2 separate regions of the Homo sapiens genome follow, and region 1 is linked to region 2. A link is an interaction called in ENCODE POLR2A ChIA-PET data of the cell type or tissue named here. Cell type or tissue: HepG2. All regions are shown on one strand.

Region 1 (5,000 bases), 83 kb after region 2:
AAGGATTCTTTAATTGGGGTCTTCCAGGGACCTGTGAGCCCAGTGAATTGATCCAAGTATTGTATACAGGCATATGCAGGAATTCTTCTGGGAAGAGCACTCACTGCTTCCTTCTAAAAGGATTAAGAACTCCAGTATCACTACAGAGACAAACCTGTTCAAGGCTGGAGACAGAACAGGGCGACAGCCTGCCCGGGACACTCGGGAGCACAGCTCAGCACCGCCATTCATCTTCACGACACTACTATAAAGAGAATCTAGGTGTCCTCTGGAGGGAAAGTGGCCTCCTTATGGAAGGAAGCATCCGTTAACCTTATTTGGCATTCCTGCATGGCCCCTGCAGGTGCCCTCTGAAAATGAAGGCACAGTACAGCACAAAGCTTCATGGGACCTGAGAACCAGGAGGCCCAGCAAAGGCCCCCAGTGCTCTCACGGATGCAGAGCCCATGCTCCAGCCCATGTGTGGCCGGCCAATCCTGGGAAAGGCCTGTGCTGCACTGTGTAGACCTGCAGTCCCAGGGTAGGGCTATGGAAGCAGGCCCAGCTGTTGTCACCATGTCACATGCACAGTCACAGCCCTCTCCCCTTTTCAGTGGCTGCTAAGTCTCAGGATGCCCCTTGCCCCGTGGATGAAGGCCTCCTCCACAACCCCAATCCCCACCACCTTCCACTCCAGGCACCTCAGACCACCCCTGTACTCCCTGCAGACAGCTCTGCGTAGATGATCTCCCTGATGACTGCCCTGCCTCGACCTCCCTCCAGCATCTGGGCCTCCTTCCACATCTGGAAATTCCACAGGCACTATGCAGCCAACATGACCCAAACTGAACTCATCATCTTCCTGAAGCAAACGTGCCTGGCTTCCCTCTTCCCATGAATAGCACCACTATGCCTCTAGGGGCTCAGATTCAAGCCTTCGTCCCTCTCCGTTAGTTCACTGCCAAGTCCCGCAGACCTCTCTGAGGGCTCTGACGCCTGTGCCCATCATCACATTATTCCTGCAACCCCCCTTTACCCGCCCCCCCTCCCCCAGCAGTTCAAGTCCTCATGACTTCTCACCTGGGCGACTCTCATGCTTATTAACTCACTACTGCATCTCCTTCAGGGTCATTGCCTCTGCTCCAATCCATCCTACTGCTGCCAGATTCACTGACCTAAAAGCCCAGACCCAATCGTATCGCTTCCCTACAGGAAAGTCATGCTCTCCCATTGTCTGGTGAATTCAGGATAACAACAATAGCCAACTGTTACCAAGCACATGCTTCACTGCGTGTGGACTCAGTGGCAAGCATTTGACAGATCTTATGTTATTTAATCTTCCAAACAACCTCGTATCTCCATTTGCACCTTCATTATCTCCATTTGCATCTTCATTATCTCCATTTTACAAATAAGGAAAAAAAGGAGGATCGGAAACATTAAGTTATCCAAGGTTCTGAAACTGACACCTGGCAGGACTCTGGGAACTGGCCTCTCTATGGACTCTCTAGCCTGGCCTCCAAAATCCCCCACAGTGTGACCTCCACCTACTTGCCTTCCCTCATCAGCTACTCAGTGCCCTCTCCTTGCCCAAGTCACCAGTCAAAATAAACTACAACCTGCCCTAATTCTTCACACCCATGCTGCTCTCTCTGCCTGAAATATCCTCCATGCCCCTACCCACCCCAGCCCTCTATCCAAACAGCATACAGCAAGCACTTGCCTGCTATGTGCCAGGCTTTCTGCCACGCTGCCAGGCCCTTGGGATACAGTGAAGAAAGAGATGAGGAGGCCAGGCATGATGGCTCATACCTGTAATCCCAGCACTTTGGGAGGCCAAGGTGGGAGGATCGCTTGAGCCCAAGAGTTCGAGACCAGCCTGGCCAACATGGCAAAACAGTGTCTCTACAAAAAATACAAAAATTAGGCGGGCATGGGGGCACACACTTGTAGACTCAGCTACTTGGGAAACTGAGGCAGGAGGATCACTTGAGCCCAGGAGGCAGAGGTTGCAGTGAGCCATGATTGCACCACTGCACTCCAGCCTGGGCAAAAGAGCCAGACCCTATCTTAAAAAAAAAAGATAGAGAGAGAGAGAAATGAGGGAGGAAAGGAGGGTGCCCACCTTACTGAGCTTATAGGCTAATGCCACAAACTGCCATTAATTAAGAGGCACACATCTGCATACATATGTCCTAGCCTTTCCTCAAGGTTCATCCCAATGTCATCGATATCACAAAGACTTTCTGCAGTCCCTCCTTCCCTCCCTTCTCCTACCCTCCCTCCATGTGTGCAAGCACTTCTGCGGGGCACCCTTGCTCTTGCCCTCTTCTCGGATTTCTATACTTACCTCATCTGCCTGGATTAGACGGCAACCTGCCCCAGGGCAGCAAACAGAGTGTTAAATCCTAGTCCTGCTTCTTCCCAGTGACTTCACAGAGCCCCAGTTTCCCCATCTGTAAAGCTCTTAAGATTGGTATGAGTATTAAGTGGGATAAACATATGCAAAGAACCCCCGAGGAACTGCTATGGCGATTCCTTCCGGAGTGAAAACAATTTTCTATGAGCATAGCCATGGAGATCTGTGTTCAGCGATGGTCTGAATAATCTGCATTATGTCTTTGTGTAAAGGTCAAAACAAATAAGTCTCCCTGGGAGAAACCCAGAAAGTGTGTTCTCTAAAAGCTTTGCTGGCAGTCCAGGAAGGGAAGCCCTGAGCAGATCCCCTCTCTCAAGGCCACAGCCAACCCAGACGGGACTATTACAAAACATGTCACGCCAGGATTCTCTCCGTCATGGAGCGGGTCCAGTTTCATTAAGCAAATAGCTCCACAGACAGTCTAACTGACAGGAGGGCACTGGCGCAGCCTTGTTAAAAGTCCGGCTCCTCCCCGTCGTGCCAAGCTCTCTGGGTGCTCATCTTCAGGTGGCCCAACCACACTGACAAACATTTGATAAACGAATAAAACTGGGGCAAAAGATCCATTTTGAAAGTACTCACAGGATATTAAAAGAAAGCCCTATTGCAGCTCTTACTGTGGCCTAAATGATTCATGGAATTGTGTTTTTATGACCCAAATAAAATGTTTAAGGGCACAGAGGAACTAGTGGGAAGTGATCACCAAGCTGAAATGGCCTCATCAGATAAAGTCCTCAGGGGGACTTAGGGAATGGGACAAAGGAGAACGCAGGGCCACTCCAGTCCAGTTCGGGCTCAGAGGAAACATCCACCTGTCTGGTGTGAACAGGCCCAGCTCCTAAGGGTGTTCTCGGCCGGCTGGCAGGACCCTAACAGGGGAAATCAGGCAAGCCTTAAATTTGCACTGGCCCAGGCTTAGTCTATTCAGAACATCAGAATAGTTCAGTGACCCTGAACTCAACATATAAAAGAATTATATATATATATATATAAAATTATAAGCTAGCTTCTCTCTAAAAAAAGTCATCAGCAATTAATATGTTAGGTCTAATACTAATACCGTTTTTCTTCTCTATTTTCTTTTTGTTGTTGGCGGTTATGTAATCTTGGAACTGGATTTTTAAAAATCTTTTAGCATATATCTCAGGAGGGTCAAAAACCATGTACTGAGCCATTGCCTCTGGCATCACATGGGCTGATAGCTATTTATGATGTGTACACTTAGCTAAGTCACATACTGGTACAATTACCAGGAAAAAAGTATGTGTGTGGAGGGTGGCTCTCTTGTTCCTGGTCACTGCTATTTCCTTTACCCAGAAGTCCAGTGCTCCCTCTGGAAAGATGGGAGCCAGCCAACTGGAAGACATCAAAACAGTCACCATTTTCACAGCACATGCCATGTCACTGTTTGATAAAGTCTCCATTTGAAAAGGACACTCGTCAAGGCCGATAAAGGCCACCAGCTGTGCTTTGGATCATGAGTGGGGGTGTCTGTGTGCATGTGTGAGCACACACACTCGGTCCTGATGCTATTACCAAAACCTGCCCTTCAGAGTACCACAGTCACACAATCTGAGAATTTTTAGAGCTAAAGAGACCCTGGGGTCACCCAGTCAACTCCTCCCGTTGTAACCAGGACAAAACAGTCCCGTGGAGGGTAAGTGGTTTGCCCAGGACTCTGCAGGTAGACAGCTGCTCCTGAACATCACGGCCCAGGCTGAACTCTCAGAGCCCTAAGCCTCTGGTTTTATCTTGGTCACTACTTTTGTAATCTTTTTCTTTCTTTATTTAGTGAATACCTATGAGTTTCCACCTTTAGGCAAACGGAAAGCATTATTCAAGGGGGCTACAATTTTTTTTATTTAAACTACCCTTCTTTCGATATCAGAAAAGATACATAATGATATTTGGTATTTAGCTTGCAATCATGTGTCCACATCATCAGAATCAAAGCAATTAATTATAAGAGCCAACTTAATTCAATTATAAATTCTTATTACCTAAGTAAGTCTCAAGAAATAGAGTGATCGTGCCAGCACTGTGCTCGGTTTCATGCCCAAATGCAAACCTGCCATCTGCTAGGGCACATGACAAGGTTCTCAAAGAAAAGTGACCACACAGGCCATGTAACACGTTCATTAGACACAGGCACACCGCTCTTGGGCGGTGAGATGCTGTAGCCCCATGGCGACGGCAGCAGAGCCGCCCCACGCCGGGGATTTCAGCGCAGAAGGAAACTTGTTTCTTTGCTTCCCACTTGATCAGCAGGGACAGTGCTCCTTTTGGAACAACCATCTGGATCCAAAAACATAAAAATGGGCCCCAAAATTGCACATGCTTAAATGTCAACAGTACCTGGCAACTTCCAGAAGCATGAAAAGCTGTTTTCCTGCCCCATTTTTTGGTGTTACCTTAGTGTCACTATAGGTTGAAACAGGTGGCTCGTGTCAGTGGTTTACGGGGCATGAAAGCCATTTTGCCATTCATAAAATCCTGGGGAAACAGCTCTGATTAGATTTCTAGTACAAAACAGGTCTGCCTCTAAGCAGCCTCAACACCATTCATTCTCTCACGCAGGAAGTCAAATTTTAAATTAAATTAC
Region 2 (5,000 bases):
AAACTTAGAAGCCAGGACAGCTGGAGAAGACAGACCCAGAAGCAGGAAGAGCCAAAAGCACATTGTGGGCAAGAGCAGAGGGGGAATGACAGCTAAATCTTCCTGGAGGCTCCTCCCCTGCAGTCAGGTTGGGGAAGAGACTATCCCAAGAGCCACGGCCCCAGATCAGGACACGGCTAGGATGGAACACAGTGACACCTCTGGAGAGGCTACGCACCTCGATGACAGACTCCACACTTTAGATCTGGGGGGCACCCTGGGATCATCCCTCAGCCTGCAATGCCCTTCTCTTCCCTTCAGCTCAGTTGAAGGGCCACCTACTTCAAGAAGTCTGTCCTGAGTGACATTCCCAGGCTCGCAAATGTCAGCTTATTGCCAGCAGGGCATTCTGGGCATTCACTTCACTTCGCCCTGCACTGCAACTGCTGGGGTTCCCAGTTCTTTCCAATCAGGACCCTTTGACTTCCTTGGGGTAGGGACGGGTCTGTTAGCATTTTATCCTCAGTACCTAGCAAAGCCACGGGCTCCTGTCAGATGCTCAAGAGATGCGTGTTTAATGAAAACAAACAAACAACAAAAAAACGATGAATCCTTTCGTTTTGCAGAGGAAGAGCTGAGAGGGGAAGTCACTTTTGCTCTGGACCACACAGCTCTTGAGGGGCCGGGCTAAGACCCCGGCTCCAAGGCTCTGCCTGCTGGTGATCCAGAATGTTGACATTCTGAACCTTCAGTGGATCCGTCTAAGTTGCTCCCAGAATCCATGGAAAGGCAATTAATGTTTCTATGAACAACCAAGACGGCACCTTTTAGAAAAAGTATCTCATTTAGGCCCTTACTTCTCCCATGAGCTCATCTCTCTGGGCAAGTAAATACAAGCTGCTCACCACAGTTAACGAGCAGCCTAAGCGAAGGCCTCCAGTGAGGAAAGCCTCTCTTTTTTTTTTTTCCAGGCAATGCCCTACTTCTATCAATATGTGTTAAAAACAGACATTATTCCTGGCAACTGCTTCATAGCAAAAAATAAAAATAAAAATAAAAAAATAAATATCAAGCTTCACTTATCTCTCTGCTTCCAGTTTGAAGTAGAGACACTATCATAGTTTTCATACCAGGATTTGGAAAATACGTAAAAAACAAAACTTAAATTTAGCTGCTGCTTTGCAGTTGGATTCTTCGTACATCAGGAAAAACCTGAACAACTCCCTCCATCTATGTTTCTGAGATCACTAAAACTCCTGTTGCTCAGCTGAGCCAGTGAGCCATGAGCCAGCCCTCATAACGCTGTGTTGACAACAGGGAAAATGGCAGAGGCGTAAGGATACAGGTAACAGGGGCAACTGTCAGCTGCCTCTCCTGCCCCAGTCCTCACCATGAACAGCTCCCTTTTCTTGGCTGGCCGCCGTATGGCTTGTAGCGTTTGTGTGCCCCACACGAAGAGAGGATCTCAAGCCACATGTGACTGTGAAGACTACACCCCTCACAAGAATGCGCTGGGAATGCGCTGGAGAAATAACCATCAAAGCCAGTCCACGGTGGCGGGGAAGCCACAGATGGAAGCGCTCTCTGGCTTAAATCCAAGGTTCCAGGAGGGAAACATTGACATGGATTCTAAATAACGAACACAGGCTCACGTGAAACAACTGGAAAAATTGGGCACCGTTTCACAACTAGGGTGAGTTGGGAGGGAGGGTGGGAAAGGCGGGGACAGGCGAGCTGAGCCCCATCCGCTGGTGCACCGGGGCGGTTGGGTGTCACCTACAGACAGAGGCCAGTACACTAACAACTGGGATGGTGATTCACTCCCTGGTCTTCTACAGATTTTAACTTGCTCCTCATATTAGCTTGTCAGGCCTTTATTCCACCACACACTGACTCTGGCAACCACACATCACCTCAGATTGTTTGTAAAGAGCCCCCCTTCCACCCTCCCCCCACCCCTTCCCTATTGCCCCTGGAGAGCTCAATGACCACACATAGTCCTTCTGAGACCTCAGTCCATGCCTGTGAGCTACTGCCCAACAGGGACCACCTGCTGGCATCCTCAGTGTACCTAATGGCAGGTCCATCAGTGTGGCTTGAGGAAGATCTAGCAGGAGCCACTTCCTTCATAGTGCATGATTCTTTAGAGTTGAAGCACAAAAAAGAAAGAAAAGCAACTGCAGGTGGGTGGTCTTTGTTCTATTAGGCCTTCCACGGAGGGATGGGAACTTTGAACTTCAGGAAAATAAACAAAGCTGCAAGCTTTAGCCTGCTGGGTGCTAAGATGCCAACAGGGTGGCCAGCCCCCCACCCTCCTCCAGCCTGCGTGTCCACATCCATGCACGGGGGCTGGGGACGTGCATCCTAGGATGACTTTTACAACTGACCCTTTCTCAGTTCCCAGCTCAAGCTGTGGTTCACACGTGGGGCTTTGATACAGATCACAGGCAATGCCTAGGGCAACAGCGACACTTTTAAAAACCCTCCTCTGTAGGTGACAACACTATCTAGTTGAAAGATACAAAAGGAAAAACAAATGCCAGCACTGTCCCTGAAATGCAGGCAGCGCCCAGATGGTAGGCGGCCGTGAGGGCGAGGCAGGGCAGGGACTGCTCGCCAACACTTTACTCAGGACTGAACCTGGCTGCTGGCTTAGTTCAGGGTCAGGAGTCGCCGGTTTGGGATGTACCTGACAGAAATTTTCAAGATACACAGTACGGCTTAAGAGATACTTTAAGGCCAGGCGCGGTGGCTCAAGCCTGTAATCCCAGCACTTTGGGAGGCCAAGGCGAATGGATCACTTGAGGTCAGGAGTTCGAGATCAACCTGGCCAAGATGATTAAAACCCCATCTCTACTAAAAATACAAAATTAAGCCAGGTGTGATAGCAGCACCTGTAATCCCAGCTACTCGGGAGGCTGAGGCAGGAGAATCGCTTGAACCCGGGAGGCGGAGGTTATAGTTGAGACTGCGCCACTGCACTCCAGCCTGGCTGACAGAGCGAAACTCTGTCTCAAAAAAAAAAAGAGATACTATAGAGCAGAAGTCTTTTAGTGGGGGTACTGTGTCCCCATCACACCCACCACTCCCATCCCTGGGAAGCAGCCACTCCCACTAGGAAAATAGTCCCCTGCTTTAGGAGAACTGTTGGTCCTCACAAATTCCTGAGGAGGGGGAGTCAGTGAAGGTATTCAACGCAACAAAGATTCCAAGGAGAGGAATGAGGCCCTCGCTTGGCCTCAACTTCCCTTCCGTGGCACTGAAAGTGCTCGGAGATGTCTGCTTCCCGGGTACAACCACGGTATAAAAACAGCCCCTTTATGCTCCACTCAGAACTCAGCACTGGGGACTTCCACCCTCCCTCTTGCCATGTTGCTAGAGCTTTCTGAAATGAAAACAATAAAAAAATCTGTGCCCTCCCAAGGCACCACCATGTTTTGGTGTCTATGTGATACAGAGGAGACAGATACCATGGGAACAGGTTTCATCTGGAAGATGACAGTTGCACCTGGTGTGGTTTTTGGCACTTATTAACTTAATGCGTTGCAGTATGTCCGGTGACTGACACCCTGCAGGAAGGCCCACAGAAGGTTGCCATTTCCTAGCCCTTCAAGTCTCTTGCTTTATTGCAGCGCAGACTTGACCTTCTTTCTCCTTGGATTTGTGCTTCCTTGCACAATTACTGTAGCATCTTGGGATACTGCAATGGTGAAACAGAAATAAGCAACTCTAACTTTTGTTTTCCATTTCAACCCAATATTTCAGGCTCCAGTCCCTCATGAAGACATTCATTCAACGAATAATTCACTCAACTACGTGCAGGAGACACTTTCATAGATTTACACTCTGACAGGGAAAGACTGGCCAGGTCCACAAATGACATCATGGCAGACACACAGAGCACGGGCCAGGCACTCAGGGACCCGCAACCTGTTCACGGGAATGACAATAAGGTACTCCCAGAATTCTGAGATAAAATTACCTTAGGAGAGTAAAGTTAGATAAATTAAAAACACGGTTGATTTATCACAATGCTATATACGGATGTTCACAGCATCGCTATTACACAAGCCTCAAACTGAAACAACTCAAGTATCAACGTTAGAATGTAGTAATAAGTTACATATTAATATCATGGAGGATGATACAGCAATGAAATAAACATACTATTTGCTGCATGAAACAACATAGACATAGCTTGCAAATATGTTGAGCAAAGAGAATATAGTGTGAATTTTACTATCGAGTTTATAAGCAGGCAAAATGAAACCTAGGATGCTAGAGGGCAGGGTAGCGGTTACTCTGGAGGTAGTGGTGGCTGAAAGGAGGGCACACAGGGGACTTGGGTCCTGGTAGTGTTCTATTTCACGCCTTGCCTGCTTGCTACGTTAGTCTGATAACTTTGGAAAAATGTATCGAGCTGTACCTTCACAATTTGTACATTTTCCTGAATGAATACTACACATCTATACAAATGTTTACTTAAAAAACTATCTAGATGCAGTTAGTTGGTGTTAAGAGACAGCTGTGGGGGTGAGTGCAAGAGATGGTGTGAGAATCTGTGGCTAAAGAAATGAAGGGTGGGCCGGGCGCGGTGGCTCACGTCTGTAATCCCAGCACTTTGGGAGGCCGAGGTGGGCGGATCACGAGGTCAGGAGATCGAGACCATCCAGGCTAACACGGTGAAACCCCGTCTCTACTAAAAAACACGAAAAAATTAGCCGGGCGTGGTGGCGGGAGCCTGTAATCCCAGCTACTCCGGAAGCTGAGGCAGGAGAATGGCGTGAACTCGGGAGGCGGAGCTTGCAGTGAGCGGAGATAGCGCGCCACTGCATTCCAGCCTGGGCGACAGAGCAAGACTCCGTCTCCAAAAAAAAAAAAAAAAAAAAAGAAAAAGAAAAAGAAAGAGAAATGAAGGGTGCGCCCAGTTCGTTGTGTGTGATTTCGCATCAGCCCAGAAAAGAAGGCCTAAGATGCGACTAGAATCACGTGAGCTGGAATGCAATCAGTTACACTGTGCT

What was found. ChIA-PET counts read pairs that join two places held together with the same protein. Peaks named below come from ENCODE experiments on the same cell type or tissue, not always from the same donor. Only the 100,000 strongest peaks of a DNase experiment are listed, where the experiment ranks them.
Region 1: POLR2A ChIA-PET joins it to region 2 with 5 read pairs; 3 of 35 experiments call an interaction of 5 or more read pairs at or near these places.

What each region holds. Positions count from the first base shown.
Region 1 is chr6:157,432,609-157,437,608 of GRCh38, reverse strand. The region is part of intron 1 of ZDHHC14 (zDHHC palmitoyltransferase 14); the gene reads right to left. Among named protein-coding and RNA genes, the nearest start is that of ZDHHC14, 54 kb to the right of the region's middle. In HepG2, no CTCF peak of the experiment used is centred here; a DNase peak (open chromatin) is centred at 2,778.
Region 2 is chr6:157,515,327-157,520,326 of GRCh38, reverse strand. The region is part of intron 1 of ZDHHC14 (zDHHC palmitoyltransferase 14); the gene reads right to left. Among named protein-coding and RNA genes, the nearest start is that of MIR3692, 11 kb to the left of the region's middle. RefSeq lists enhancers at 1,949-2,470, 2,471-2,994. In HepG2, no CTCF peak of the experiment used is centred here; DNase peaks (open chromatin) are centred at 1,519 and 2,206; H3K4me3 peaks cover 495 bases.